3 separate regions of the Mus musculus genome follow, and regions 2 and 3 are each linked to region 1. A link is a loop called in an ENCODE intact Hi-C map of the cell type or tissue named here. Cell type or tissue: left cerebral cortex. All regions are shown on one strand. Links, peaks and the distances in the headings refer to the core of each region. The heading gives the core; the rest is flanking DNA.

The links. A loop is a pair of places that touch in the nucleus more often than their neighbours do. Peaks named below come from ENCODE experiments on the same cell type or tissue, not always from the same donor. Only the 100,000 strongest peaks of a DNase experiment are listed, where the experiment ranks them.
Region 2: it touches region 1 in a loop (13-fold over the local background); 2 of 42 quality-filtered maps call a loop at or near these places.
Region 3: it touches region 1 in a loop (4-fold over the local background); 3 of 42 quality-filtered maps call a loop at or near these places.

Annotation. Positions count from the first base shown.
Region 1 is chr12:27,973,283-27,981,299 of GRCm38, forward strand. Gm45941 (a long non-coding RNA gene) reads left to right here. Exons shown (of 3, transcript XR_381389.3): 2 at 7,312-7,410. Among named protein-coding and RNA genes, the nearest start is that of Gm31025, 9.1 kb to the right of the region's middle. In left cerebral cortex, for the core only: a CTCF peak has its summit at 4,030; DNase peaks (open chromatin) are centred at 3,362, 3,840, 4,358, 5,111 and 1 more place; H3K27ac peaks cover 1,401 bases.
Region 2 is chr12:28,233,634-28,241,650 of GRCm38, forward strand. No RefSeq gene overlaps it. Among named protein-coding and RNA genes, the nearest start is that of Gm25564, 110 kb to the right of the region's middle. In left cerebral cortex, for the core only: no CTCF peak of the experiment used is centred there; DNase peaks (open chromatin) are centred at 4,216 and 4,595; H3K27ac peaks cover 442 bases.
Region 3 is chr12:27,338,639-27,346,655 of GRCm38, forward strand. Sox11 (SRY (sex determining region Y)-box 11) reads right to left here and starts at 4,080. Exons shown (of 1, transcript NM_009234.6): 1 at 1-4,080. The coding sequence starts at 3,770. The coding sequence ends at 2,583. It overlaps Gm30855 (a long non-coding RNA gene), which reads left to right and starts at 6,516. Exons shown (of 3, transcript XR_381385.4): 1 at 6,516-8,017. In left cerebral cortex, for the core only: a CTCF peak has its summit at 4,465 (motif pointing right); DNase peaks (open chromatin) are centred at 2,192, 2,690, 2,939, 3,230 and 3 more places; H3K4me3 peaks cover 3,951 bases; H3K27ac peaks cover 3,531 bases.

The sequences.
Region 1 (8,017 bases), core at 1,931-6,930:
GCCCATCCTTCTGCTCAGCAAGAGCTAGTGCAACGTCCCTGACTGTTCTGAATTCTTTCTTTGCCCTCAGTCCCGCAGCTGGTTTGTCTCCATCTGCTTGCATGTGTGTCCTCCAAACATGCCCTGACCTCCCAGCAGAGGCAGATATCTCCTGTACCCTCCCCTTTCTCAATCCTGAGTCTTGTGTTTTACTTTGTTCTCAGGATGGGGCTTCCTAGTGAACCCTTCCCCATCCTTACAGCCTCCTCTCCAGCAGGTGCTCAACTGAAAGAGCTTTTGTCAAAGCCACCAGAGGCCACCAGCCATGTCCCAGAACTTAGTGAAAGACATTTCAAAGTCCTGAGCAACAGCTTGCCACTCTGTTCTCTCAGCAGTGTTTGACAGAGAGGTGCATCTCAGCCTTCCATCTCCATTCTTGTGATCCATGATTTATAGGTGTGCCACCTTCTAGAATCACTGTTCCTGGATTCTATCATTTCACACACTGCTATTTTGCTCTGTTTTCTCTCCCATTTTTCCCCTTAATTTTCCTTGGAGAATTTGGAGTGTAGAAGAATGCTGATTCTTGTCTTCATTGGAGCTGAGCCTTGATTTCACCCTTCTCCTTATGTTTTCTCAGGTGACTTTGTATTACATAGTAGTTTTATTTTGTTGTTGACATTTTGTTTGTGTGTTAGGGACTGAACCTATGCCTGGTGGTAGGTAAGCACTCTACAACTCAGTTCAACTCCAACCTTCAGGTAACTAAATACCACCTGGCTGCTGACAATTCCCAAACATACATTTCATACCCAGATGGAACCCCAGTGCTGGCATCCATGTCCAGGTATCTTATAAGGAGAACATCTTGGTTTTACAAATCAGAGTCCATAATGGTATTGAAACTCTACCCGGTTTATAACAACAAGATTTCAATGCATTTGCTACAGATTTGCTTTGAGACTTGGTTATTGCTGGCTACCCCAACTCCTTGAATACAATATCTCGCTTAGAATTCATTTCTATGTACCCATTGATGTATTTCCCATTCCCTTATTAATAGTTAAATTCAAAATGTTATCAAGAAGCTTCATCTAGCAACTGATGGGAACAGATGCACAAACCCACAGTAAAGCATTAGGTGGAGATTGGGAAAGAGAGAAAGGATTGTAGGAATCAAGGACACTACAAGAACATGGCCCACAGAATCAACTAAGCGGGGCTCATAGGGACTCATAGATTTACTGTCAATCACATATCCTGAATTGATCTGCACAGGTCCTCTGTGTACATGCTGGAGCTGTTTAGCTTGGGGTGTATTGAGGAGTAGTCTGGTACTGCTATGTATTTAAATGCTAAATACTGGCCCCCAAGATCTGGTTGCCCAAAGACAAGGGAGTTCCCAAGTATACCAGTCTTTGTTATGTAAACCTTGCTCCCAAATTTAAAGCTACTTGGTAAATAAAAGTGCCTACAGCCAATTACTGGGGAGAATACAGGTAGGCAGGTTTTCAGTTACTGGACTGTGGATCAAAGGTAGGGACTACTAGGGGGAAAAGAAGAAGATAAGAGGAGAAAGAAGAAGGAGGGAGAGAGAAGAGAGAAAGAAGCCACCATGAGTCCAGGTAGATCATGAACACATGACCAGAAGAAGTGGAGCCTGAGGACAGGCTGTTGGAAGAGAAATAACCCCACTGAGACTTAAACAGCAGGTACTTAGGGAGCAAAGCTGGGAATTGAAAGTCTAGCACATAGTAAAATAGATTATGGGTAACTTGCCCAATAATTGTTCTAGAGTTGATTTTTAAAATCTAGAGGACTCTGCCTTAAATACTGGTGGGCTGGCCAGGTCATATTAATAACTCATAGAGCTATTAAATAATATTTAAATTCTATTTACAGGGGTATTTGAGGGATGCATACCAGTGGGAGAGGGAATATATCTCTGAGTCTTTTGCCTGCTCTTGGAACCAATTTCCTCCTATTGGGTTGCTGCTACATCCACTCCAGTAGTGACAAGCGCGACAGGCCCCCGAAAACCTGGGCGCTGTCCCGAGGCAAAAAGTTCACAGAAACTTAGTCTCCTGGAATCGTGGCATCCTGTATAAAGAATGCCCCAATGTCCTTGCTTTAGTTGGTAAATGGATCTGTGTGCTTTCCCTTAATATGGCTTTATTACAAGTGCTCCTAAGGATTAATATTTTGACATATAGCTAAGTTAGTTTCTAGGCAGTCCTTGATTCAGCCTTCGGCATGGATAGCTAAGTCACTACCCTACACAGAAATTTACCATGATCTAGGAAGAAGGAAGTTTGTGGCCTAAAGAGTAACCAGAGTAGAGATACTTAGAACTATAGGTAGCTGAGTTACACCCATACACAAACAAGTATTTACAATGGCCTAGGGGGAAGGTGTACTATACAATAGACTAGAGTAGGAACTATGGCAAGGGCACAAAGCCCTTGCCCCTGGCTTCTAAGATTAAGTGGACCTTAGGGGGAGCTGTTTTTGATCCCAGTTGTTAACATTGAGTTTTACCCCAGTTGGTTCCTGCCAGTTCTTCCATATTTGTATTGCTTTGTTTTGTGTAAGAATCCAGTAACCTCTTTGTACCTTGCCGGTGTGTCACCCAACTCCCCTATTTTCTTCTGTATAAAAAATTTGACAAATTACATTCAGATCCACACTCCCTTGTGTTGAGTCTGTCTGTCAATTCCCACCGACTCCTTGCCCACCTGTGACCAGAAACCCGTTCCACGCAGACAAGGGACCAAGAGGATCTGCGGCAGATTGCCTTGCCCAGCCTTGATATGAGGTTTTGTGCCTAGACTTATTGTAACTTGTTATGCTGTATTCAATTGACATCACTGGAAGACCTGCTTTTTCTGAAGGGGACAGGGAGCAGTATATCTGGAGGAGGTGGAAGGTAGAGGGGACTTGGAGGAATGGAAGGAAGGGAAATTTCAGTCGGGAAGTAATACATAATAGAAGAGTTACAAAAAGGAAAGACAGCATCTTCTGTACTGTAAAATTCTCCCCAGATGACATACCCAAATATTCATTCAATCCAGAGCCAATTTTCAAGACTGAGACCAAATCATGTCACTTCTTTCCTTCCTACAATACAACTGACTTCCAATACACTCCTCACAGTAGTGTCCCCAGGCAAGGTGTGATTCCTCTCAATGCTGTGCTCACATCTCTAGACTCCACATAGCACTTGGGGCTATAAACTTCAGCACCTCCAATCTGCAGTGTTTCCTCCTCCATATTCTTCTCCTTTTTGGCTTCTTTCATTCTTTCAGGTTTTAGCTTTGAAAGCTATCACCAGGCTGGTGCTCAGTCAGTAGAATTTGTTCATGGGCATGAAGAGCTGAGCTCAGTCTCCAACACCCACATCAAGTCCAGACACACATCAAGTCCAGACATTAGTTTGTGTGCATATGAACCCAGTGCTGTAGGAGGAAAGAGAGACAAAAGATCCCTGGAGCTTGATGGCCAGCCAACCAAGCCAACAACAGTGAGGTCCAGGCTCAGTGAGAGACTCCGTGTCAGGGGATAAGACAGAAAGCAAGAGAACTGTGCACAGATGTCATCTTCTGCCTCCACATGAACATAGAGAATGCAAACACGCATCCATATATCAAAGTTCATGCACATGTGTGCAAAACACACACACACACACACATAAACACACACACAGAGAGACAGACTTATACGAACCCTCATACCCACATTTTCATTTCTCCCTTTCCCGAAGGACTGTTCTCACCATCAGCCTCCAGATCTCATGACAAATCTCACACTGTAGGTGGCCATGGTCACACTGTCTCAGAAGAACCAGGATGCTGAATATTCTGCTTGCCGTTACACATAGAGTAGTCACGGTCTAGACTCATTCAATGAGCAGTCAGCTGATTCCTCAAGCGGTTTTGCATTCACTAAGGGTGTGTTCTTTTTCACCTTGTCCCTCTTCACCTTTCACAACATAGAAGAAGAGGGAAACTCACTTTTTATCATCCACATTGACTCTGATAGTAAGTCAGAGTCAATCATCCAGGCCCCCACAGGCAGGCGAAGGAAGTACAGTAGACCACAAAGATCAGAGGGCCTTTTGGGTGAGCTCACAGTCTGGGTCCTGAGGAAAGGGTGAAGTTGTAAGGAGCTCCCAAGGCGGTGGCTAGGCAAAAGTTCCAACAGGGGGTGCATCTTTGTCCCATAGCAGTGCTGAGTCTCTGCAAGCAGCCTGGACTTCTCTCGCAGTAGCAGTTTGAATTAAATGTAATAAGGCCCCGCATGGGAAGAAGACCTCGAGGGGCTGGGACAGAACAGGCGTAAGGATCCTTACACTTCAGTTTTTCTCCACAGGTCATTGCACTTCAATACCCTCATCCTCTGTATGTGGCTTTGTCGGGTGCGGGGCTGTCATCTCTATTTCACAGAATTCAAAGACAGCTGAGTCAAAGCCTACTGCACATGCTCCTGCCTTTCTCTCTTCTGTGGGTGCTGTGTGTCTCCTCAAGCAAAGAGCATGCACATCAGGAAAGGCTGTCATGGCAACTCTGACACTCCCTTCATACTGACCCATTTGGAATTTTTCCTATTTAATACCAAGACATGGATTAAGAGGTTTGTTTGTCCTTAGATTTTCCTTTCATTTATTATGAGGCCAAGGAGTCTCTCAATAAAATATTCCACGGCCTTGAAATCCTTGGCTTTTCCCTGCTTTATAACATACATGACCACAGGCTCTGGGTATGTGGGTTTCCTGAGAGGCAGGCTGTTGTTAGCACTCAGTGGCCATAAATTTAAGTGTGCTTAGGTTAACTGAGTATCCTGTTAACATAATCATAGCAACAGCCAGCCTTTACCACAAGTATGTAAAAAGACAAGTTGTGTAAATATCGTTTGTGAATTCCTAAGCTGCGGGAGACTCATGGGAAGATGAAACAAATGGGAAGAAAGTGAAAAACGAGAGGCTGCTTCAGGAGTGAATCTGTGTGAGGAGAAGCCATGCACCTCATCACAATTGTCTCCAAAATTATGCAAGCAAGGAAAGGAGCTGTCACATCTCCTCCTAATTAAATTCATACATTTGTTCCTCTTCAAAAATGGCCACACACTCCATCTGCCAGTACAGCATGCTTGGTGTTTTCAGCCAATACTCTCTTGCTGAGCTGTTCATACCGAGTCGTGGGGCACAGAGGGGCTGAACTGTAGGAGCAGCTTTCTGAAGAAAAAGGGTAGAATGGTCTGTGTACATCTGAGTTATTTATCTTCATTTTTTGGTGATAAAAAAGATCAAAAACCACATGAAAGATAAACCATCAGAAAGTTTGAGCTGTAGGCACAGCACTGACAGGCTGAGGAACATTTTTAGTGGTATGGTAATTTGGTGGAAGCGCCGTGATTCTTTTTAACAGCTCATATTAAATCAGAGGAGTTGTTAACTACAGCCACTCAAAGAAAGCACATCCCATGAGCATGCTCTGCAGCACGAATGCTTAATCTGCTAGGTGCCTTTGTTCTGAGGTGCCGCCTGTGACGCAGAGTGCCCCTTAGACTGTCTGAAGGATGTGAAGGCAGGATGCCTTTGCCCACATGGGCTGCCTGTGTGAAGCTCACGAAGCCCTTGTCTGTAGTCCCAGATGCAGGGAAGCATTCTGTGTGGCTCCAACCCTCTTGCTCTCCCACAGTAACTCCAACCCCTTTTGTTTCAGGCCGGCTCTTCTCTTTTACTCATTTCATAAGCAACTGGTTTTTCTTAGTCTATCTATTCATTCCTTCTGCAAGAATTTGCCCTTCTCCAGCATTCCAAGTACCAGTCATCACAATTCCTTTCCTCAGGAATGAGCCGTTCTTGTTGTCTAACAATCTATGAGTAAATGAAAATTTCAGACAAGTGTGATTTTTTAAAATAATATATAGCACTGCAGTGTCTGTTAACTTTATTATTGCTCTTATTTTTGTTAATGTTGAAATCTATCGTACTTACTCTATAATTTTATTACTGAGTATTGCTTCTTGTAATTGTCATTGAAGGGTCAAGCGAACTTTCTCAAAGTGAGTTACGCACTATCCCATTCAAGGTTGCTTACTCACCTTGCATTGTTGTGTCTGCATGGCATAGTCCACCAAGTTAATGCTATCACCAGAAAAAAACTTGGTAGGGTTGAGTGCATTCAGAAACTCAGTACTCTCATACCTGAGGATAGTGGGGATTTCATCTACTCCTGAACAGGTTCCTGTCCGGGAACATGTGACCATGACACCCCATGGAGAGTACTGTGACAATCAGTCACTTAGTGACAGGGCCTGAAGCCCCTCCACCTCCACATGCAGATCCGACCAAGCCAGTAGAAAGCATCTGCTTTTAGACCCTACCCATCCCAAAATGTATATAAATAAGATCCTGTCCAAAAGGAACAAAACACACATGAGTTATTTCATCAAAGACTGACTGAGAGTGTCTGTTGTACAGAGCTGTAACACACTGGAGACGAGAATTCTCTCTGGAAGCTTTTGTTGCCAGAAGCTACTCAAGCTCAGCTGTGCCCTGCTGGCCAACTGAGTCCCACCGCACCACAGCAACTCTGGAGTGGCAGCAGCTGTGAAAGAGACCTGACAGCTCACCTTGATCTACCTCCCCCTCCCCTTTGGAGAGAGCAACAATTTGGCCACTCAAGCCCACAGGCAGAGCCCTTTAGATCTCCATGGATAGTGTCCAGTACACAGACCAGAACGTCCTCATCCCTATTCAGATTTAAGTTACATACATATTAGGATAATGAGGATTCCATACCATCTCTAGGAAATAGCTCAGCAGTGTGGGACAGGGACCCCCCCTCCCCAAGTTGCGTTTTTACCTTCTCTGGTTGTTGATGGGTCCGTTCTTGTGCAGACTCACTAATGTCATCAGTTGTTGAGAGTGCATGCTCGCAGTGCCTGTGCATTGCTCAGAAGACAGATTCTACAGCTCTTCTCCTTCCAGCTCTTATAAGCTTTCCACTCATCCTACTCCTCCCCGGAACTTTGGACAGAATGCCATAAACACCGTGTTTGGGGCTGGGCACTCAACTGTCCAGTTTAGCCACTAGAAAAAAAAAGGCTTCATTGATTAAATCTGAGAATGACAATTGTCTATGGATATATATATTCACCAGATAGTGTTTTAAGTAGTACTTTGCCATGGGTAAGAGCAATTGATGACTAAATATGAACAATAACTAAGATAAAATGCTGAATAACTGTAGGAATTTGCAATCAAGAGAAGGTAACAGTTTATATTTTCTTGCGGAAAAAAAAAAAAACTAAAACATTCTTGCTTTCCAGAACAATGAGGTTACCAGCCTGAAAATGGCAGTCGTATATAAATCCTCTTATCCCATGGACAGATTCTGTGAAGATCAGCAGCTATGTCTCCAAACACAGGTGAGTGTATGAAGCTAACCATGAGAGGCCAATTCTGATACTCAGAACACTGCTGGAAGGCCAGTATTGCATAAAATTCTATTTACCATTGTATAACATGGACGGACCCATGGCTCTGAGTCTGTCAATCATCTAACAAGTGAGACGAGCTTTACTCCAATCTGGCTGATGCTCTCTGGCCGTTATCAGACCCATCTAAGTTTATTATTAGGGCAAACCACATTGATCTATAGACCATTGGATGAAAGAAGTATGTAGAGGAGATGCCATCCTACAGCTGGTAGATCTTAGGCCTTCTGGTAATGATTACACCAACTTAACTGACGTATGGTAACAAAACCAACAAGGACCCACCAAATAGAAGTTAGCCAGTCATTTAGTTGGGTTGACAGTGATTATGAACTTTTATCCCAATTAGTGTATCTTTAAAAGAATGCTTAATAAGGCATTAGATGGGTCTTTGTACAGAGTTCTTGTCTTAGTTACCATTCTATTGCTGTGATGACAGCCATGACAAAGGCCACAAATAAACTGCAGCTTGTTACAGTTTCAGGAGGTTGGTCCATGATCATCATGGCAGGGAGTATGTTCACAGGTAGACAGGCAT
Region 2 (8,017 bases), core at 1,385-6,384, 260 kb after region 1:
ATTAAACGTGCACACTATGTAATGAAGATGATCTCTGAAATACCCCTTTTGTGTGTCGTTTGCTTTATTAGAAAGAAATGCTGAAACAAGATCTACAATCAGGAATGACTCAAAATAGCAGGAGGCCATAAGAGGAAAAGGCACATGCAAACACATGCTGGAAACACTTCTGTTGGGCAACTTTGTAACAAACCAAAATGGTAAAAGAAAAATCAGGTTTCAGAGTACTTTGTAGACATGGAAGAAAAGAGTTGATAAAAAGTGCATAAGCAAACTGAACTGCAAATAAGAAAGTACTACAGTTTATCTTTTAAATAAAATCACATTTTCTACAGATCATTTGTATAATGTCCCTATTAAACACTCATTCCAGAATGTCAGAACGGCAGCGCTTGTGTTTGCACTTCATTTAATTTTATATGACTCATTTCATGTATGTATTTGTTCACCCCGTTGGTAATGGATAACTCATCACACTTTCTATTATGTTCAATTTTTTTAAGGCAAATGAGAAACTACTTATATTCAAACAAAAGGTTCTAAGAAAATGGTACTTAGGATGGGTAACCCTGAGCCCTATCCTTGCCCCAGAAGCTTGCTAGTGTTTTCAGAGAGCTTTCTAGCAGATCTCCATACTGGTCTTGACCTTTGCACACTCAGGAGGCCAGATTCCCACCTGAGTGAGTTCTCACTGTCTAGTAGCTTTCCCACCAGCATCCCTTGGCTATTCCTGTGCAGATAGAGTTGAAGGGCCAGTTTCTTCTCTGATCTGAGCAAACTTTCAGGACATTCAAGGTTTCAATGGCTATACTTATACACTGTTCTCCTGAGAAGAAGCAAGAAGAGCCCAGGTTGAGTGGAGACCTGCTTAAAACAATCTCTGAGGAGGCACATTCCAAGTTAGCCAGCTGCTTAAAGCCTTCTGATCTGCAAATGATAGTCTGGCAGTCATGTTATTATCATGAATGACAGACTTGGCATTTTGTGTCATTTCTATGGGATATGACAAAGCACACCTGTGATGCTTTTCACATGCCTGTCTCAGGGAGTAGCACTATTAGAATGTGTGGCCTGTTGGAGTAGGTGTAGCCTTGTTGAAGAAGATATGTCACTCTGGGCATGAGCTTTAAGACCTTCATCCTAGCTTCTTAGAAGCCAGTATTATGCAACCTTCAGATGAAGATGTAGACCTCAACTCCTCCTGCACCATGCCTGCCTGGATGCTGCCATGATGATAATGGACTGAGCCTCTGGACCTGTAAGGCAATCCCAATTATATGTCCTTATAAGAGTTGCCTTGGTCATGGTGTCTGTTCACAGCAGTAAAATTCTAAGGCAACACCTACTAGTAATTAACTACAACAATTAGAAATGTATGTTTCACCAGATGAGCCATGGGTGTGTGTGTATATTATATTGAGAATGGCAAAGAAACATAGTAAGTGTATTTCCATACTAACACTAAAAATGCATAAGTACCAGATAAAGTAATACTAAGGCAAAAATGGTTTGCTCTGAAGATGTGATTGCACAAGTATCTTGCATTAACCTGGACTATTCGTGATCTGAGTGGCAACCAGGCTACATAGGTAATCTTGCTGTGACTTAGCCCACAGATACTTTTACTCCTATTCTGAATGGAATATATCAAAACTACGCATTGCTACAGAAGTTGGCTAAAGGCATGGCCCAGCTATGGGCTCGAGTTATGTATCATCCTCCATGGTTGATCAGCTCCCCCATCACTGCAATGAGTTAGCAAGTCATAGGAGGAAAGGTTTAGCTTATCCCATGGGTTAGAGCCTTCCAGTGAAGAGAGCATGTGACAGAAAGGGCTTCTCACATCATGGCCACTGGGAAGGAGACAAGGGGAGAAAGAGAGAGGGGAAGGGAAGGAGAGACAGGAAGAGGAAAGAGGGGGAAAGGGTGGGATGAAGTCCAAATGCTCTTTTCTAGGGCATGTTCTTCCAATTATTTACCTTCCTAGACTCCACCTGCAAATGAGATCATCTTCCTGAGTCATCCCTCAGGCCTGTGACCTTCCAGATCTGGGCACCCACAGCTCCCTTGCTTAGAAATTGCTCTCAGATAACCATTTGTTTTGAATTCAAAACAGTCTCTAGTAACAGTCAGACTCAGTTTAAAAACTCAAACTCAGAGAATATATTACTCAGAAGGAAAACTATTGGTTACTAATTAATGATAAAGTTTCTGACTTTAGTAACTGTAAATAACTAAAATATTTTAAGCAACTATTTGATATAGAAACCTGGCATAACTGTCCTCTGAGAGACTCCAACCAACAGCCAATGGAAAGAGATGCAGAGACTCACATACAAACATTAGATGGAGCTCAAAGAGTCTTATGGAATAATTGGGAGAAAAACTGAGGACCCAAAGAGTACAGGGACTTCAAAGAAAGATCAACAGAGTCAACTATCCTGAACCCTTGGGCGCTCCCAGAGACTGAATCACCAACCAAAGAGTGATCATGGGCTTGCCCTAGGACCCCTGCATATATGTAATAGATGAGCTGCTTGGTCTTCATGAGGGTCCCCCAAACAACTGGAGCAGAAGTTGTCAATGAGCCAGTTGTCTACCTGCCTGCCTGTGGATCCTGCATCCCTAAATGGACAGCCTTCCCTGGCCTCAGTAGGAGAGGATGTGCCTAGTCCTGCAGCAACTTTATATGCAGGGTGAGGGGTTAGAGGTGGGATGAGAGTATGATGGGGGTTGACACCCAGGGGGGCCTTCCCCTTATAAGGGGAATGAATGGTGGGAGGACTTATGTAAGGTGGTACATGGAGAAGAAGAAGGACTGATACTGGATTGTAAAATAAATAAACAAATTTAACAAATGAATGAATAAATAAATACTCAAATTCAGAGAATATATTATTCAGCAGAAAAACTATTGGTTACTAACTAATGATAAAGTTCCTAACTTTGTTCTCTGACTTTAGCAACTATAATTTAACACATTTTAGGCAATTATTTGATATAGAATATCATAAAGTATCCTGTAAGATTAAAATCTTGCATATATATGTTGTATATACAGTACTAAAATGTGTGTGTTTTTGTGTGTGATGATATATGGTAACTTCTATATATGTGTTATATATATTTTATTTGTGTATGTGCTAACTCATATGTATATATACATATATAATGCCCACCGAACTAACTCTTTCTACATAAACGTTTCCAATTATGACACAGCTCTGAAACCAAAGGCTTCTTTCCTTCCTGACAGTGAAAAAAACAAGCTAATCTCACACATCAAGAAACTAAGTCCATCGTAAGCTGAAGGCCGGTCCCACGTGAGAGCAGACAGCTTTGTGTGGAAACATGTAAGGTCAAATTCATTAACATGTTTTGAGTTTCATTACACACTAGACATTTAGTTCACTAAGCAGAGCTGATGGGAGGGACATCAAAGATCTTTTCAAAAAGACAGAATTATACAAAATAAATTGGATCCAACTGATGTCCACTGCAGCCCCAGAAAAGAGCACAGAATTTCACTGTCTTTTCTGCTACCGATTACCGAGGAATCTGTCTGATCGGTGAAAAAACACAATCCCTCAGCCATTCTATCAAAGCAATTAGAACGTCAGCAGTGGGTGAAAGTGGAACCAGATGTCTTTTCTGAAGGCTATTAAGTATCTAAAGGATGTTAGATAATCATATTACTTACAAAGATGTTAAATCAAAAAAGGCAAGGCCTGTGTACCATAGTCACAAGCACACTACATGCAAGGGTTATGTGTGACATTCACTTTGGTAAGGATCCACTGACTTTGGGAGCTTTCAGAAACAAAGAAGTTTAGATGGATTGGCCTCAAATTTATGTGCATTGTTTAGGTTAACTTGTAATGTTGTCTTTTTTTTTAAGGCATGATTTAGTAATTATAGCGATACAGCATCACAGAAGGGCTTTCATAATTATACAGTTATCAGTGCTTTTCTTTAACTCCTGTTCCAAGATGTGCAAGGGAGAATATTGTGGCCCCTTCCAAATGCATTCATAGTTTACATTGATTCCAGGTAGGTTCCAGGCATGTTTTCCTGGGAGGGAATCATATACACAACACTGATGCTTCTTAACCAGGCATGATATGACTGTTGTATACATTGAATCATAGCAGCTGGGGCAACCTGCATATTCTTATCAAGCCAGTGAATACGCCTACGTGAGCAGGGGAAAGTGGTGAAAGATGCATCATCCTAGGCAAAATGATGATGGTGATGATGATGATGATGATGATCTATTGGCAGTTGATGGCTACTGGGGGAGAGAGTAACTGTGCTTTGTGGGTATGCCCAGACCCATGCGCTTGTAGACGGCATTAATAGGACTCAAGGGGTTATAATAAAAAGAAAAAATTTAAACCATGCCTTTTGGTCTCTGTGAACACTCGCTAATTACATCACTCTCTAGATTTTAAAATAGTATATTCCTGGGAAACTGAGAAGCAACTGAAATACCATCTTCTGTATGTGGAAGTAACGTTCTCCACAAAGGTTAGGGAAGGAAAGCGTGCACGATGTTCCCAAACAGAGTGTTCAGATCCATCTCTGCTAGGGGGGGAAATGCAGTTTGCAGAGGAAAAGTCAAAACATGACATGAGTCACTGGTGGTTTGTTACATAACCTGTTGGCAAACTTCTGTCTGTTTAAAAAGAAATTACATCTGATGCTTAGTAACTCCTGGAAGGGCCTTTACTGCTGCCTCACCTTTGTCCCTGGAATGCAGAACCCACTGCCTGCGTGTTTTCCCTCTCAGTAGCTGGCTACCTTATAACAGTGTGGAGCAGTGAAGCTAAGTATGGATCCTCCACATTTGTCCCGTTCCTTACATACTTGTTTATCTCTGTACCTGGAACCAAGTATCTGGACTACCAAAATGCTCTTGCCCAGATTCTTGGACATCCTATAAAATCTACATCGGCACTATGTGTGCAAATAAAGGTTTATTTAATATTTCAATTTTGTGATTAACATTACACACATGGTTTTATAGATTGCTGTGGCTTTTTTTAGTATATCTCTCACTCTCTTCCTCCCTCTCTCCCTACCCCTCTCCCTCCCTTCCTCTTTGTCTCTCTCTCTCCATCTCTCTCCATCTCTCTCTCTCACTCTCTCTCACTCTCTCTGTCTCTCTGTTTCTCTGTCTTTCTCTGTATCTCTGTCTCTGTCTCTCTCTCTGTCTCTCTGTTTCTCTGTCTTTCTCTGTATCTCTGTCTCTGTCTCTCTCTCTGTCTCTGTCTCTCTCTGTCTCTGTCTCTCTCTCTCTCTCTCTCTCTCTCTCTCTCTCTCTCTCTCTCACACACACACACACACACACACACACACACACACACACACACACTTGTCCTCCCCACCTGGCACATCACAAAAACAAGGACTCTGTGAAGTAATGGACATGTAATTGATTTTGATTTCACAAATTTGTCTGTACTGATTCTTTTTTAATGTATCTATTTAAATTCTTTAATTATACTTATTACTATATGGTAGATGTATCATAGCATTTGTTAATTGGTGATCTGTTAACAACTAATAGTACAGAATCTTTAATCTTTTATGGCACTGTGTGTGAACCACGAGTCTCCTTTGATGAAAAGCACATCCAGATCACTCTCGTGTCTTCAGCTCACACCTATCTCCTCACGGAGCTTTGGAAATTATCTATACATGATGGGCCAGTGTCTCTCATCAGAGATGTGTGACTTCCAAATGTTGTCTCAGAGCCTAAGACTCAATTTTCATTCTCTCAACAGTATCCTTCAAAGGTAGACAATGTTAGATATGGCAAAGCACAAGCACAGTTCAAATAGACTGAGAATGAACATGAAAGGGAGCCATAAAGTTCAGATATGAAAAATGACCCTGTTCTACTTGAGAGATAGGCCAGATGCACAAAGGAGCAGAAACACATGGACAGACCAACAGGCAAAGAATTGCTCTTTTTTTTCATAGTGCTAATTTTGAAAGGCCGTGTGATTCTCAGCTCTGGTTCAATTATGGGTTTATTGTTTTGGAACTTTATTCTGAATGCCCAGCTGTACTACCACATAGAAATTGTATAGGACAGGAAAACACTGGAATTACCATAATGTCTAATTTCCAGTTATAGGAAAGCCTGCTCCTTTAGGATGGGAGAAAGGGAGAACCTAAGAATCAACCTCTTCTCTAGAAGCAGAATGCACAGGAAGTTTATAAAAATAAACACATTAAAACCATCATCAAGAGTGGGCACATCAGAAAACGATTTCATTGTTGGAAGACATCCATTCTTTGTACTAAAGCTAATATCTTTTTTGGTAACAGCATGGTTTTAGTGCCCCACCATTTATGAAATACCAGCTATCCCCTGAGACGAAAGCTATAACATCCAAGGAAACATTTCTAAGGACTTTCAAAACATTTCTACATGTTATTTATGCCTAGAAACTTGTGAGATTTTACACAAATACTTTTCTAGGAGTCTGGAGAAATGGATATGGATCATAATTTTAAGAATAACATTAATGAGATCATAAATATAAATTAGGGGAAGAGAGGGGAAGTGAGGGAAGAGAAGGGGGAAGTCTCACTCCAATTCAGAGAATAAATATCCCCAACTTATTCACGCAGAAATACAGGGTTGAATTTCAAACTTCCCTGTGAATTTATAGGAGTAATGAGACTGTAGTGTTTAGACCACACATGTTGTAGGGTTCAAAATGGGTGAGGGTCAAAGACAGCCCTGAGGTTACAAATTTGGAGTTCTGTTTCCTCAACACCAGTTCTCTTGCCTTAAAACACTGCTCATTGGTTAGATGTAGATGACCCTAATTTCCAAGACTGAATGCCATCCTAATAGTTTTGTCCCCAGATCTCCACCCTCCTCAGATGTGCACTTGACATCATCTGCCTGCTGATACACAGATCTTAGGGTAGTTACTACCTGGGTAGCACAAAGTGGGGACATGCCTTAAGAGGCTTGCATTTTGCACTGCAGGACAAGGAAGGCATCGTGGGGCTCTTTTTCTGAAAAGTTTACCTACTCTGTGCTTCTCCAGCCGCTGTTCACACTTGGCCCATTGCAGGGAAGTGCCATTTCATTTATCAAGGGTTAATTTTAAAAGTGTTTCCCACAGGATCTAAGCCAAGGTGTCCCAGAGATGCTTGCACATTGTGTTTACTGCAGTGCACAGAACTATGGACCAACTTGGAGCACATACTGGATGTGCAGCCTGGGACTGCAGCTGCATAAAGAACAGCCATGTTGTCGTTTTCAGGAAAGTAGACACAGCTGGAAATCGTCATCCTGAGTAAATTAAGTCAATCTCAGAAATACAAATACCATGTTTTCTCACTTTTGTGATTCCTAGATTTTTATTTAGTCACGTTAAGTTATGGATGCTATGTATGGCATAGAAGTGAAACTGTCTAGGGGGACAAAGAGACTAATGAGGGAGGAAGAAATGGTATAAGGTCAGGAGAATGTGTCCAACATATCATGTATTCTATTCGTGATCAAAAGCTTAAGAGTAAGTTAGCTGGGGCTGGAGAAATGACCTGAGGATGAAGAGCACATGCAGCTCTTAAAGAGGACAGAGTTCAGTTTCCAGCATACACTTCGGGTCACCCACAGTAGCCTAGAATTCCAGCTCCAGAGAGAGGCAACCTATTCAAGACTTATTGGCACCTCTGTCTAGGAACAGGGGGTCAATAAATACATCAAACAGACTAAATTATTCTGAGTATATAGAACCTTGTGCTCCTATCTAGTTGGAGCCCTGTCAGCCTTACAGTCACAGTTAATGCCAGTGTCTGAAGGGATGTGTGTGATGTGATATGATGTGTGTGTGTGTGTGTGTGTGTGTGTGTGTGTGTGAGAGAGAGAGAGAGAGACAGAGACAGACAGACAGACAGACAGACAGAGGCAGAGGCAGAGGCAGAGGCAGAGGCAGAGTCCTTCAGTCCCCTTACTGAGTGTATCTGAATGAAAAATGAATGGATTCTA
Region 3 (8,017 bases), core at 1,385-6,384, 640 kb before region 1:
CAGCTATGCTTCCATTCTGAAGCCAGATCCTCACTCCTTTTCTAATTTATTTAAAAGTTCCTTCCTCACCATGGAAAACGCCCGACGGGAAACGGGAACACATGCAAATGTTAAGAACTCAAGACACTCAGAATGCCTTTTCCTTAGGCTTCAGAATCTGTCCCCAGTAAACCGCTGGTGAAATTATTCGCGGCTTAAAGGTCCCCGCGTGGCTCACAGCAGGGCGCTGTGGGGGAGGGGTGGGCGAGGGAAGCCCGAAAAAGCCACACCGGGTCGCCGCCCCACCCACGCGCTATGAGATCGCGCTGCTCCGTGAGGGCGAGCTCTCTATCTGCAGTGCCTGTCTTGCGTGGGGCACCGACCTGGATCCCTACTGGTCAAGTCCCCGCGGTCAGCGCCCGCGCCGTAATGGTTTCTGTGGGTCTAGAGTCGGGCTGTTGGGCACCGAGTTTCAATTCACTGCTGAAGGGCTCCTCGGTCGCGTGCGTCGCGGCCCTGGGGAGTTGGGCTTGCGCGCGGGACACCACGAGGGACAAGCTGGCGGGGGGGAGGGGGCAGTGGGGGAGGGGAGGGCTGGACCGGGCCCCTGGAGGCAAATGCTCCATCAAAGAAACCAAAGCCATCCTGCACCGTGAAGGCGGCTCTAGGCGCATTTGCTTTCCTCGTGCCCCACCCGCGTGGATAACGCTGAAGGGCGCGGCCCTCTCCACTCGTATCTCATTGAGCGCGCGCGCGCGCGCGCAGCGATGCCGCCCGCGGATGGGGGTGGAGATTTAAAAAAAAAAAAAAAAACCAACAACAACAGAAAAAACCCAAAGCCAGAAGCGGAGGCCTAGCCCTGTGGACACTAGCTCCAGACTCGCCAGGCACGGACCAGCGCGAAGCCCACGGCGGGGATGGAGACGCAGGGCGGGGTGAGAAGGGAGGACACCGGGCTGCAACCTATGGCAGCCTAAGGGCTCCAAAAAGCGGCATCCGCCCTCCGCCACCCGCGTCCGCTGCGCGGTGAACACGCGGCTCCCGGGAGAGACTAAGGGCCATGCGAGCTTCTATCCGATCCTGCTGATTTATTAAAATCAAGACACAGACTTCAGCACACACAAAAAAACCCAAAAACCCCGGCGGTGACTTCGACAGTGCATTGAGTCTGCTTCGCCACCATTTGCTACTAAATATGCAATGGTCTGTTTATTTAATTATATTGCACAAAATGAGAAAATTTTAAACTATGTGCCTTTCCTTTTTCTTTTTGATAAAAATCGCGTATCCAGTTTCAAACCTTCTGTCTGGGGCCCCGTCCACACATCACAGCGATGAGATACATAGGTCCTACTATGATACAGTACATACAGTCTTAAACTAAGAACAGCTCTGAGGTCTAGGTCACCATTTTCAATAAATCTTTACCTACAAATATTGAACAAATCTCTACTATAGCTGTACAAAAAAGTTTGCTTTTTTTTTTAAACCACAAGGCCTTTAGATGCAAGGATTACTTTTAAATTTTTAATCCTTTTAAACCAGGACATAACGTACCAACATATTTGCATGCTAAAAAAACAAACAAAAAAGAAAAACAAAAACAAGAAGAGAAAAAAAGAAAAAGAAATCAAAAGGGAAGAAGTGCCTGAAAGTCTTACTGAAAAAACACAGCAAGATTGTTCCCTTTTCACTGTACAAAAATACGCCTGAAAATATATTAATTTTTAAAAAAGATTGAGGTCTGTTATGTATCAAAAATGTTTCAATACCTTTTTGTACTGAGGTCTAGGCTGTAAGGTATTCAATCAAGGAGGTATAAGGGAACGAGTTACCAAAAAAAGGTTGCCAAGTAGAAATCACATTTGTAAAACCATAAACAATTTGATCTGAAAAGTAAACTCTGGTCTTAAGTCAGTTCACAGTTATGATTTTTGTAAGCGTTTGTACAGACTGCATTTTTTCAAGCTCCCTGCAGTTTAAGAAATCGGATGCATAGAAGACATCAGCTTTCTCCCTCCAAAAAAGAAAATAAAATAAAAAGGTTGCAATGGTCCCTTTTTGTGTTTTTCTTTTTTTAAATCACCAGTTCCTTTTTAAATCTCTTAAGAAAAAAAAATCAACTCCCTAGAGTAACAGTTGTGCCGTCTAAAGGGTCCTCTGCCGATGTCTTTCAGACTTCAAAGAGCCACAAGCTTCAAACAGCGCCTTCCGGAGCGGGGCCTCCTCCCCTCCCCCGCCCGGTCCCCTCTGCCTTTGTTGCAATCACGAATTTCAGGAAAAAGAAATAGAAATTACAAAACACGTTTTTTTACGGGTGGGGAAAAAATCACAACTCCAGACTAGGTGTGCAACTACCTTGAGACACGATAAAGGACGGGAAGAGTGGGGAGACCAAAAAATTTTTTAAAAATAAAAATTAAAAAAAAAACTTGGAAAATCTGTTTAAAACTACTCATTTCACTTTAACTCCAACAACATTTCATCACCGTTTCCAATTTCTCAGCGCCACATCTCTCTGACCATGAGCATCTTCTCCCCCTCCCCCCACCATCCTCTTTATCCTGACCGCCACGACTGCCTCCCGAGGAGCCCTGCGCCTCTCAATACGTGAACACCAGGTCGGAGAAGTTCGCCTCCAGCCAGTCCCCCGCGATCATCTCGCTCAGCTCCGGCGTGCAGTAGTCGGGGAACTCGAAGTGGGAACCCAGGCTGCCCTCGCTGAAGGAATCCAGGTCCTTATCCACCAGCGACAGGGACAGGTTCCCCGCCGCTCCCGCGCCCAGTGGCTGCTCGCAGGCGCTGTGCGCGCCCTGGGAGAAATTCAAGCTCAGGTCGAACATGAGGTCGTCTGCATCCTCGGCGCCGCTGCCGCTGCTGCTGCCGCTGGATGAGGAGGTGGACACGCAGCGGGAGGACGCGGGCGACAGCGCGGGAGGCGCGGGCGGAGGCTGCTGCTTGGTGATGTTCTTGAAGCTGTAGTAGAGCCGGCCGCCCGCGCGCACTTCGTCGTACAGGCTCGCGCCCTCGGGGGACTCGGCGGCACTGCTGAGCGTGGGGCTGGCGGGGACCTTGGCCACGCTGTAGCGCCTCAGCAGCTGAGGGGGTTGCTGCTGCGTCGGCGGCGGCAGCAGGTGCGAGTGCGCGGGCTCGTCGTCGTCGTCGTCAGCGTCCGGCTTGGGCCGTAGCTGCAGCTCGTCATCTTCGTCGTCGTCTTCATCGTCGTCGTCCAGGAAGACGCACTTGGCTGCCTTGCCCGCGGCGCAGTCCCCCGGCTGCGCCGCCTTGCCCGCGCCCGCCTTGCCCGCAGGCGCCTTGAGCTTGGCGCACTTCTTGCCGGGGCCCTTGGCTGCCTTGGCGCCCGCCGCGCTCTTGTCGGGGCTCTGGCCCGCGCTGGGCTTGGCCGCTGGGTCCGTCTTGGGCTTTTTGCGCGGCCGGTACTTGTAGTCGGGATAATCAGCCATGTGCTTGAGGCGCAGGCGCTCCGCCTCCCTGATGAACGGGATCTTCTCGCTGTCCTTCAGCATCTTCCAGCGCTTGCCCAGCCTCTTGGAGATCTCGGCGTTGTGCATGTCGGGCGACTGCTCCATGATCTTCCTGCGCTCGATCTTGGACCACACCATGAAGGCGTTCATGGGCCGTTTGATGTGGCCCGACGCCGTCTTGCACCAGTCCGGGTCGCTCTCGTCCAGGGCCACCGGGCTGCACGCCATGAACTCGCCCTCCTCGGTGTCCAGCGCGTCCCGGGGCAGGTTGCTCTCGGCTTCCGAGCTCTCGGCCTGCTGCACCATGGTCCGCGGCGGGGCTGGGCGCTCGGTCTCCTGCGCGGGCGCCCCTCCCCCTCCCGCCCCTCCACCTTCTCCGGCAAGTTGCAAAGTCCTTGGCCGCGCGCGTCCGCGGCTGCCCCCCTCCCCCCCGGCCCCGTTCCCTGCTGCGTCGGCGGCTGCGGCGGCGACCGGAGAGGAGGCGGCGGCGGCCCGGGACCCGCGCTCTCTCTCTCACTCGCTTGATTTCTCGCTCTCTCACTCCTGGCAGCCGCCGCAAGCGCCGGACCCCAAGCACTCCCAGGCGCGCGCGCTTCTTCTGCAAAAAGTTGAGGGCTCTCTCTCAACTCGTTATCAGGGTGTCATATGGGTGACATCACTACTCCCACCAGCCAATGGCTGGTCCCGACTCCGCCTATCTCCCGTTATTAACCACGGGCCCCACCTCCAGCCCCGCCTCCTGGCCAGTTTGCAAAGATGGGGGGCGGGGGGAGTTGTCTAGAAATATGTTATTTTTTCAAAAGAAATCCGCGAGTGCGCACAGCTGCGCGTGTCCCCCGGGCGGATGCAGGACGGAGCGAGAGACGCCAGCGCGGACTCAAGGGCGCGGGACGATGGACTGAACCCCAGTGCAGATGCACCCACCCGGGCACCGCGAGTGGGTGCCCCTGCTCATCCTGGGCGCGTCGCGCCCTAAACCCGCGCGCGATCGCGCTGCGCCGCTATCCAGCAGAAGGTGGCGCTTCGACACCGCGCGGCACCGTGCACGTGGGCTCATCCTCCGGTTCTTTTTCTCCCTCTTTCTAGAGCCCGGTCGCCGGGCCCTCCCTCCCCCCCTCCCCGCGCACCCGCAGGGTTTTGTCCCGTCTCTCCCCCTCTCGTTTTCCCTCCTGGATCGCGCGCATCTGCCGGTTCGGCTGGAGTAACGGTCTTCGGAGACCGCCGTGTCCGGGCGGCTCCGGAGCGGTTCGGAAAGGAGTTCACGGATTCAGGCCGGATCGGTGAAACAGCCCGGGACTCAGCATCGCCGCCCCTCCCCCACTTTCTACTCCATAGGCCTCCCCAACTCCCCGCGTCCCGCCTCCTCTGTCCATCACCTACGCCCTCCTCCCCTGCAGCTCGGTCCTGAAACCCTAGCTCTGCCTCCCAGCACGCACCTTCTGGGTCATTTGCTATTTTAACCCAACGGTACAAACCAAAGCTAAAATGAAGTGCACTCTCGTTTAAAGCGAAGATATTTCTTATTTGCCTGCTAAGGCTGCCGCTGGAGCGGTGGCTCCTGCCTACTGGTTTTGCCGGGCTCCTTGGAAACTCGCTTCTCTTTGTGTTGTCTCTTACCCACCTATGGCTCTTCTGAGGACAATGAAACGAAGCCTTTCTGCTTTCTGTTTAACGTGGCTGCTCACCCTGTTTTCCTCATACCTACCCACTGTCAGTTCTGGGGGCTGGTTCTTAAGATCTACAGCCCCTCACCCCACCCGGAGTTGCTCACCCGAGAAATCGGCCGCCCGGGACTAGTGGAATTATCTAAACATATTTCCTTTCAGGTTGGTGTACTGCACAGGGTACTACACTTCTCATCTCCCACACATCCCCACTCCGGACATAGAATGGTGCCAGGTCTTCATAGGCCATTTTATTTTTAAAAAGGGGGGAGGGGTCCCTGTATTTCACCCTTATCGTATTCACCCCAAAGAAAAGCACCGATCCAAGCACGTGTATTATTGAAGTTAACCTCAGTCTTAATAATGTTGGCATTTTATTTTAATGTTTAAGGCTATTGGAACCTAAAAAATTTACATACTGGTTAACCTGATGTCTGGAGATGTAGAAAAACCCATGTGGAGTGTAAAAATCCATCTTTGAGGCAAACCAGACATTCTCTCTTGTTTTCCTCTTAGCTGCCTGATTTCCCAGCAATGGGGACATCAGGCAAGGGTGGGGTGGGGCCAGCGAGTCCCCATCACAAGGGAAATCTACACTCTAAATACAGGGAGCTATTTCATCTCAGCTTCCAATTGTCAGGCATGGGGGTATATACTGTCATTCTTATTATTTCTTTTATTTTCTTGGCATCTCCCCTTCCACATCCCTCTCTGGCCTGTTTCGGTTGTTGGTTTGTTTTGTTTAGAGACAGGATCTTACTCTACACACCTCAGGCTAGTCTCGAACTCATTTCACCTCAAGAGCTACCTCTTGTGACCATCTGCCATCTTATTATACAGTAACAGAAAACGTGTTTGAAAATCTTTGGCAGTTTAAATTCTGCACCTAGTTTTGCTACGTTCCTGATATGAAATTGTGCACAGCTTCAGAAGATGAATGACCTCAGGAGAGGCAGACAGAGTCAGTGTGTGTGTGTGTGTGTGTGTGTGTGTGTGTGTGTGTGTGTGTGTGTGTGTGTGTGTTTTCCCAGAGGGCAGTAGCGCTCCTGGGGGTGGCGGATACCAGTCAAAATCACACAGAACTTGTGTTCAAAGATTAAAGAGTCATTTGTTGGAGAAAGAGGATCCCAAATAAGAGGGCTGCATTTTGCTGTGGGAGTCCAGAGGCCTTGCTGGGTCCTTTAGTAAACAGTTGCAGAGATTGGGGGTTCCGGAAGGCAGCTGGAGGAGCAGGCTTGAGAGCAAGTCTTGCTGTCTTCTCATTTAGGAAGGCTTTCACAAAAGATCAGGTAGATTGATATTCTATAATAGTGGTCTACCCACAGGTTTTTTTTTTTTTTTTTTTTTTTTTTTTTTGTCATCCCTAGTTATTCAAGGACTGGGAATGAAAGAAAAAAAGATTAGAAAAATCTGTAAACATCTTTTATTTTTCTAATTATATTGTATACACTTTATTCTTTCCTAAGAGAAAAATCTAAGTCTAACTTTTCTTTTAAAAAGAAAGAAGAAAGGGAATGTGTTTGAAGCCCTACACGATGCTTACAGGAACAGCATACACTTTTCTAAAAGAAAAATCAGATTATTAACAACAGCAGGAGTAAACTACTGAAAGGACTGTTGACTAAGAATTACTTAGCCTTTAGTAGTTTTTATCTTTTATTTGGTAAAATGAAAATGTTTCTGCTGTTTTTTGAACTACAGAGTGTAATCCAGGTACACTCCATTTCATATCCAATACACACTTCCTTTCTCTGCCCATGGCTGAGGTATGTGGTTTTCCTGTTAGGGATACACATTGCTGAGTACATAATTAACTCTCAGAGTCTTAATGGTCACATTTGTCTGGGCCCCCCATGACTATACTTTTATAATTATAACTTATCTTTCTCTTTTAGCACGAATACTAACATATAAAAGATATTTTACAAAATCATTTAAAGTTTAAAACATCAGAATAAATATAAAATATTCCTTTTCTTCTCAAAAACGTAATTGATTATACAGATAAATCTTACAATCATTCCTGGTTAAACAGTTGACTCATTTAACTAATGGAAACATGAAGTCACTTCCCCCTTCTCAGTCTTTTAAAACAAATAAACTAACCAGTACATTGACCTTCTTTTTTCCTTCATCTTTTCTCCCTAAACAAGTTGTTCTGTTGTGGCTGTGTCCTTACAAATGTCCCTCAGAGGTGTCTGTGGACATAGATTGGACTCCCTCTACCTTGGGTACAACACGAACACAAGCACTGAGTGTGTATGCACACCACACTTGAACAGAATGAGACTGAGAAGCCGCTTCGGACTCTTCACCTGATCCTCATGTTCACACATGCTGAAAGGCTAAGGCTTCTCACAGATTATACTATAGATGTAAGATCTGACTGAAGGACTGTAAATACAAGTCTCTCTGCTCTGTTCTTCCTCCCACCCCCCACAGGCATGTATATACAGGCACATAAACACATTTGTATGCACACACACATGTATGTATATACACATATATATTCAAATACACATACACACAGGCAGGCATTCACACATTGCATGCACACACATGCATACACACACACACACACACACACACACACACACACACACACACACACACACATACACACACACCCCACTCTATGGATATCATGTAGGGGAACTACATAGTGCACAGCATTTTCAAGCCAGCTCTTTTCACACAGCAAGCTGTAGATAAGGCCATTAGTGTTTGCATTTTCACACCCACTGGTTCTCTGCTGTCTGGATGTGGCACAGCCTCAGGACATCCTGAGGACATCCTGGCTGCTCCCAACAAGGTTGGGCGTGGTGAGTAGATCTACTGCAAATACCTTGTGCAAGTGTGGTGGGGGAGGGTGCAGGAGGAGGGGGAAGG